Regions from separate parts of the Homo sapiens genome. Here region 2 is linked to region 1. Evidence: read pairs that join two places in POLR2A ChIA-PET (ENCODE). Cell type or tissue: GM12878. All regions are shown on one strand.

Evidence for each region. ChIA-PET counts read pairs that join two places held together with the same protein. Peaks named below come from ENCODE experiments on the same cell type or tissue, not always from the same donor. Only the 100,000 strongest peaks of a DNase experiment are listed, where the experiment ranks them.
Region 2: POLR2A ChIA-PET joins it to region 1 with 6 read pairs; 4 of 35 experiments call an interaction of 5 or more read pairs at or near these places.

Annotation. Positions count from the first base shown.
Region 1 is chr5:177,200,698-177,204,697 of GRCh38, forward strand. It overlaps NSD1 (nuclear receptor binding SET domain protein 1), which reads left to right. Exons shown (of 23, transcript NM_022455.5): 4 at 3,423-3,595. Among named protein-coding and RNA genes, the nearest start is that of NSD1, 69 kb to the left of the region's middle. In GM12878, no CTCF peak of the experiment used is centred here; no DNase peak of the experiment used is centred here; H3K27ac peaks cover 897 bases.
Region 2 is chr5:177,276,955-177,280,954 of GRCh38, forward strand. It overlaps NSD1 (nuclear receptor binding SET domain protein 1), which reads left to right. Exons shown (of 23, transcript NM_022455.5): 18 at 3,611-3,880. Among named protein-coding and RNA genes, the nearest start is that of RAB24, 25 kb to the right of the region's middle. In GM12878, no CTCF peak of the experiment used is centred here; no DNase peak of the experiment used is centred here.

The DNA of each region.
Region 1 (4,000 bases):
TAAGTTCATCAATGCTATAGTATGTTTCTGAATTTCTTTCTCTCTCTCTCAATTTTTTTAAAGGCTACATAATACGTCATTGTATTGTAAGTACCACATTTTGTTTTTCCATTCATCCATCAGAGAACATTTGGGTTGTTTTCCTTTTGGCCATTCTGAACAGTGTTTCTATAAACATTGTATAGTATCTGGTGTTTTTGTATTTTTTTTTTTTTGGATGGAGTTTCACTCTTGTTGCTCAGGCTGGAGTGCAATGAGGCGTGATCTTGGCTCACTGCAACTTCTGTCTCCTGGGTTCAAGTGATTCTCTTGCCTCAGTTGGGATTACAGGTGCATACCACCACACCTGGCATTAATTTTTGTATTTTTAGTAGAGACTGGGTTTCGCCATGTTGGCCAGGCTGGTCTCAAACTCCTGACCTCTGGTGATCTGCCTGCCTCCACCTCCCAAAGTGCTGGGATTATAGGTGTGAGCCACTGTGTCCAACCTAAGCATCTGTGTCTTTTTTGTTGTTTTTTATTTGTTTTTTGAGACAGAGTCTTGCTCTGTCTCCCAGGCTGGAGTGCAGTAGCGGGATCTTGGCTCACTGCAACCTCTGCCTCCTGGGTTCAAGCGATTCTTCTGCCTCAGTCTCCCGAGTAGCTGGGACTAAAAGTCAGCTAAAAGTCAAAGCTGTAATGGCTAAGATCTTAACATGCCATGCAAACTCTTACAAGTCTGGTTGCTGCCCAACCTTTATTAGTTTCCCTTTTCTTCTAGTTTATGATAGTGTTTAGAACTACTTGTAGTTTTGTTTAGTTTTATTCATTCATGCCTTTGAGGGTTCTGTGCCCTCATACTATAATTCTATCTTTAACTGTTTACTTTTTTTTTTTTTTTTGAGATGGTGTCTCACTCTTGTCCAGGCTAGAGTGCAGTGGTGGGATCTCAGCTCACTGCAACCCCCGCCTCCTGAGTTCAAGCGATTCTCATGCCTCAGCCTCTCAAGTAGCTTGGATTACAGGCAAGTTGCACCACGCCCGGCTACTTTTTGTATTTTTAGTAGAGACAGGGCTTTACCATGTTGGCCAGGTTGGTCTTGAACTCCTGACCTCAGGTGATCCGCCTGCCTCAGCCTCCCAAAGGGCTGGGATTACAGGCATGAGCCATCCCACCTGGCCAAACTGTTTAACTTTAAAAGTTGTTCAGCCTGGCGCGGTGGCTCACGCCTGTAATCCCAGCACTTTGGGAGGCCGAGGCGGGCGGATCACCTGAGGTCGGCAGTTTGAGATCAGCCTGACCAACATGAGGAAATCTCGTCTTTACTAAAAATACAAAAAATTAGTTGGGCGTGGTGGCGCATGCCTGTAGTTCCAGCTACTTGGGAGGCTGAGGCGGGAGAATCGCTTGAACCTGGGAGGCAGAGGTTGCAGTGAGCCAAGATCATGCCATAGCACTCCAGACTGAGCAACAAGAGTGAAACTCCGTCTCAGAAAAAAAAAAAAAAGTTGTTCAAGTACTTCATTTGTCTCCTCCCACTTATAATTGAGTGGTTTTTTTTAAGAAATAAGTGTTTATTTTTGCAGTTGTCATGCCTTTTGTACTGTAATCATTTATATATGACTTATCTGTCAGACAGTGAGTTCTTTTTTCTCCTCACGTTGCTGGCACATCAGAAGTTCTTGATCTGTTAATGAAATTTATTTATTTATTTATTTCTAAGACAGGGGCTTGCTGTACTGCCAGGGTGGAGTGCAGTGGCGTGATAATGGCTCACTGTATTCTTGACCTTTGAGGATGAAGTGATCCTCCCTTCTCAGCCTCCCAAATAGATGGGACTACAGGCACATGCCACCATCCTCAGCCAGTATTTTTATTTTTAGTAGAGATAGGGTCTTGCTATGTTTCCCAGGCTGGTCTCGAACTCCTGGGCTCAAGCAGTCCTCCCACTTCTGCCTCCCAAAGTATTGGGATTACAGGTGTGAGCCCCTACACCTGGCCAGTTCAATGTATTGACTCATGGGAGAGTGATTTAATTCTCAAATTGACTTTAAGAACCTCTGTATAGGTACACACATGTGTATATTAACCAGTTCCAGTTCCTGTAGGTGATTTTTATTGAAGGATTTAATTCAGTAGGTGGGAAATAAGGAGTTCATTTTTTTTTTCAGTTTGTTTTTAAAATGAACCAGACAACACAAAATTTAACTAAGTTTTAGTTTCATTATTAAGCTATGTTTTTTAATAGAAAAACTACCATGTGTACACTTTTGAAACCAGCATTTACAGAGAAGTTACCGTTGACAGTTCAGTTTATAAATCCCTTCTCTCCTTTGTCTTTCTTTTTTCATTTTTCATTTTGCATTCTGAGGGAAGTAGGCATTCCATAATTCTTCCAAAGGTTATTTGGATTCTTTTCTGTGTTTTGAAATAAGACATGGTTGTTACAAGGGAACTAGATGTGAGTTAAAATGAATTTTCGTATAAAATGATTTTTATTTCCTTTTATTAAAAGTGACAAATTGTTAAACATGTGTTGTCCTGACTTTCTTTTGTGACACTTTTTAGTGTAATAAAAGTTGCTAATAAAATTGTAAATGTGTGGAAGATAACATATACTAGATGAATTATAATCTTTTCTAGATGGGATTTGTATTTTCATATTTTTAATTGTATGTATAGAACTTTAGATAACCAAGAAATTATAGGCTAAACTGGATTTATTTTTGGTTTTATTACTGGTAGGCTTTCCTTTTTCTTTTAAAATTTCCCTAATTTGAAATATTGCATTTCACTTTCTTTGCAAAACCAGTGTTTGACCATGCGCTTGTTCTCTCTGAAGTTATTGAACTTACTATATCTAAAATACCAAAACCATACATTATTTTGGGGGTGTGGTTGTGGGGAGGAATCCATGCAAAGCACCTTGTGTGGTGCTCGTCTATGAGTAGCTACACTATAAATGTTAACAGATCATACATGTTGCTTTGCTGAAACATTTCTTCTTCTTTATATTAGCCTAGTGTTTTTCACGTTTTCTTGGGTTTTTTTTTGTATATATATTTTTGTTGCTGTGGGCTTACTATATACATCTTCTGTATTTTTGGAACAATGAAATTATAGACTGATAGTGAAGGAAACTTACCTGTCTACTATCTTAATTTCTTCTTTGTAGTTAATCTACATTTAGCTGGTTTTGAAGCTATACCACGTCATCAGACTAGACTACTGATTCTTTCATAACCTCCTGTGTATTTTCTTGCCACACATATATAATACTTAAAATTTTCCTTGTGTATGATCTATTCTAGGTTGTCTAGTTCAGTGGGCATGTTAGTTGTTTCCAGACAGTCTTCTTTGGCGGCAATGATGTGGCTGTTCTCTTAATGATGAGAAGTAATTTCTTTGATCTAATGATTCTGGTTCTCTTACCCTTACCTAGTTTCCAACCGGAGGCCCTATCGGCAGTACTACGTGGAGGCTTTTGGAGATCCTTCTGAGAGAGCCTGGGTGGCTGGAAAAGCAATCGTCATGTTTGAAGGCAGACATCAATTCGAAGAGCTACCTGTCCTTAGGAGAAGAGGGAAACAGAAAGAAAAAGGATATAGGCATAAGGTAGGAAACGAAAAAGGCTTTTTATTGAGTGACAGAAGCAAGTAAGAAAAAGAAAGAAAATGGCCTCTTATTTATTTTCGAGACAGAACTTTGCTCTGTTTCCCAGATTGGAGTACAGTGGTGCAATCTTTGTTCACTGCAACCTCCGCGTCCCAGGTTCAAGTGATTCTCGTGCTTCAGCCTCTTGAGTAGCTGGTATTATAAGCGAGCACCACCACGCCTGGCTAACTTTTGTATTTAGTAGAGACAGGATTTCGCCATGTTGGCCAGGTTGGTCTTGAACTCCTGAGCTCAAGCAGCTTCCCAAAATGCTGGGATTACAGGTGTGAGCCACTGTGCCTGGCCCGGCCTTTTAAAAATCATTATCTACTTGGGAGTTAGCAGAGAGGAGGCAGGGAAGAAGCA
Region 2 (4,000 bases), 76 kb after region 1:
ACATAGTCGTTAGGCCTCAGAAATGGAAAATAATTCTATTCACATAGTCCTGAGGGTCAGATAACAGCAAGGTAGGCATTTTAGAGTTAACATATTAACCATATTGAGCTACTGAGAGAGCAGTTTCCTGTGAGTGATCTCATCAAGAACTTAGAGGCCAACTTCTTTACTCCATTTTTTTTTTTTTTTTTAATAAACATTTCCAGGAAAAGGATCTAGAGCAGGCATTGGCAAACTATGGTTCATGGGCAAATGTGGTCTACTGCCTATTCTTGTAATACTCTTGAACTACAGGTTGTTTTTGTATTTTTTAGTGATTGGCAAAAAAGAGATTTTGTGACACATAAAGATGATATGAAATTCAACTTTCAATCAGTATCCAGAAAATTTTATTGGAATACAGGCATGCTTCTTCATTTACATATTACATATGGCTGCTTTTATATTACAGTGGCAGAGTCGAGCTACATGTGGAGATCTATGGCCTGCAAAGCCTGAAGTGTTTACTTTCTGACCCTTTACAGAAAAAGTTACTTAACTCCTGATCTATAGTGAGATTTACTTAGAATTACATATCCATGTCTTTGTTCTTAACCATGTGGGATTTGTTTTGGTTTGCTTTTGGTTTACGATGTGATAAGTACAAAACTTATTTTTGGATTAATAACAGGTTAGATCAGTTGATAAGAAACAATGATTAAAACATATATTTTCCAGCCTGGGCAACATAGCAAAACCCAGTCTCTACAAAAAATACAAAGAAAAAAAAAAATTTGGGGTGCCTGTTGTCCCAGCTACCTGAATCACCTGAGCCTGGAAAGTCAACGCTGCAGTGAGCTGTGATTGCACTACTGCACTCCAGTCTGGGGGACAGAGTAAGACCCTGTCTCAAAACAAAAACAAATATATATTTGTAGAGAGAAAAGAAGTAGCATGAACCTTTATGTGTATTTGGGAAGGGTTCAAGTAAAAATATTTCGAATCAGAAGTGAATGTTCAAATGCCCTATTCAGGACTTGTAGTCTTGGGTGACTGAGATTAGCTGTTGTTGTCTGTCCCCTTAGAATTTGCCTTAGACATTGTAAGCCTTATGCCTTATGGCTTCCAGTTGCATGTGTTGGGGATATTTCTCCATTAGCAAGAAGTTTCCAAACCTTACCAGTGTTTTGATGAATCTAGGAACAGATCTGGCAGTGAGACCTACATCCATTTTCCCCACGGACAGCATCTTGCTGGAGTGTCTTGCAGGTCTATACGATCCTCCCACTGCAGCTTCCTGAGTAGCTGGAACCTCAAGCACTTGCCACCATGCCCGGCTAAGCTTTATAATTTTTTTGTAGACATAGGGTTTCATTGTGTTGCCTGGTCTGGTCTTGAACTTCTGGGCTCAAACAATCCTCCAGTCTCAGCCTCCGAAAGTGCTGGGATTACAGATGTGAGCCACTGCACCTGGCCTCCTCCTGTTAAATGTTGATAGAAAAATGGTTTGATGGCAGCATATATCCAGATTGTAGATTTCATAATATTAAAGGGGAGTGGGCAAATAATAAAATGCAAGAAATGAAAGCATTTGAAAATTTAGAGGACAGAAATGACTTTTAAGTAAGTGATTTTAGGTGTACTGGAATGAGTAATCTAGAATATTTGATATGAGAGAAACAATCATAAGGGCATTATATAAGAAAGGAAGAAAGAATTTAATATGTCTACCATGTTTAAGAGGCAGCTAGGTGCTGTACTATACATATATTTCTTATTCTTACAATAGTCTTGCAAGTAATTTATTCAAAATCACACAGTTCCTGAACAGTCAAAATTTTTTGTGCGGTTTGTGTCTTAGAAGACTAAATTTGACTGTTCCCACTGAAATAATATGAAATGAGGGGAGATACATTCTCATGCACAAATCCATTATTGTACTGGAACATCTATTGTCTTTCCTTATTGTTGCTAGTATTTGTTAAAACCTCTACATTAATGGCTTTGGTGTCACAATAACTGTTTGACCTTCATGTTTTAACTCACCAAACTTTCACTGTGTTTTTGAGCACTAGCACCACTTCTAAATTAATCCATGAGTGACATTGCTATAGTCCTTTTAAAAGATTTTAAATTATAAGCTGGGTGTGGTGATACCTGCCTGTAGTCCCAACTACTTGTGAGGCTGATGCAGGAAGCATAGAGGAACTCAAATTACACACAGATGATTTCATGCCATTTATTTGCCACTTAAGAACAGTGCTTTTGCCAGGTGTGGTGGCTCACACCTATAATCCCAGCACTTTCAGAGACCGAGGCGGGCAGATCACCTGAGGTCAGGAGATCACAAGGTCAGGAGATCGAGACCAGCCTGGCCAACATAGTGAAACTCCATCTTTCCTAAAAATACAAAAATTAGCCGGGCTTGGTGGTGTGTGCCTATAGTCCCAGCTACCTGGGAGGCTGAGGCAGTAGAATGGCTAGAACCCAGGAGGCAGAGGTTGCAGTCAGCCAAGATCCCGCCACTGCACTGCAGCCTGGGCAACAGAGCTAGACTCCCTCTCAAAAAAAGGAAGGAAGAATAATGCCTATTTTTTTGTAGCAGCAAATGTGACACCAACATGTGGCAATAGCAGAAACCTAGTTTATAGTTCACCTGGCTTATCAGCTTTGAAAATTTTTTTTTTTTTTTTTTTTTTTTTTTTGAGACGGAGTCTCGCCCTGTCACCCAGGCTGGAGTGCAGTCACGCGATCTCTGCAAGCTCCGCTGCCTCCCAGTTTCACACCATTCTCCTGCCTCAGCCTCCTGAGTAGCTGGGACTACAGGTGCCCGCCACCACGCCTGGCTAATTTTTTTGTATTTTGAGTAGAGACGGGGTTTCACCGTGTTAGCCAGGATGGTCTTGATTTCCTGACCTCGTGATCCACCTGCCTCGGCCTCCCAAAGTGCTGGGATTACAGGTGTGAGCCACCAGGCGCGGCTGAAATTATTTTTTAAAATGAATTTCAAAAAAATTTTTAAAGTTCATATTTTATTTTATTTTATTTTATTTTATTTTATTTTATTTTATTTTATTTTATTTTTTGTGACCGAGAGACCGAGTCTCACTCTGTTGCCCAGGCTGGAGTGCAGTGGCACGACCTAGGCTCACTGCAAGCTCAGCCTCCCAAGTAGCTGGGACTACAGGCGCCCACCACCACACCTGTCTAATTTTTTGTATTTTTAGTAGAGACGGGGTTTCACCGTGTTAGCCAGGATGGTCTCAATCTCCTGACCTCGTAATCCACCTGCCTCGGCCTCCCAAAGTGCTGGGATTACAGGCGTGAGCCACCGTACCTGGCTCGTATTTTATTTTTTTGAGATGGAATCTCAACATATCGGCCAGGCTGGAGTGCAGTGGTGAAATCTTGTCTCACTGCAACCTCCGCCTCCTGGGTTCAAGCAATTCTTGTGGAGTTCATATTTTGTATGTCAAGTGAGGCTCTGTTTTTATATGAAACTAAGTGTTGATAGTTCAAAATCATGGGAAATGTGGCTGCAACTTCAAGGAAAAAAAGTTTGCCTTTTTCAGGACGTGAATTGTCTTCTGCTGACTTGTTTTATGCGGTGTACTTTGTGTTACTTTTCCAGGTAAACCGTCCTATTGGCAGGGTACAGATCTTCACTGCAGACTTATCTGAAATACCCCGTTGCAACTGTAAAGCTACTGATGAGAACCCCTGTGGGATAGACTCTGAATGCATCAACCGCATGCTGCTCTATGAGTGCCACCCCACAGTGTGTCCTGCCGGAGGGCGCTGTCAAAACCAGTGCTTTTCCAAGCGCCAATATCCAGAGGTTGAAATTTTCCGCACATTACAGCGGGGTTGGGGTCTACGGACAAAAACAGATATTAAAAAGGTTAGAAAAAGCTAAATTACCATATACTTTCTCCTCTTTGCAGTTGCTTGATATCATTGATCCTTGACATTAGAAAATTCATCATAGAAGAAAATAACACAGTTAATAATTAACCTTATT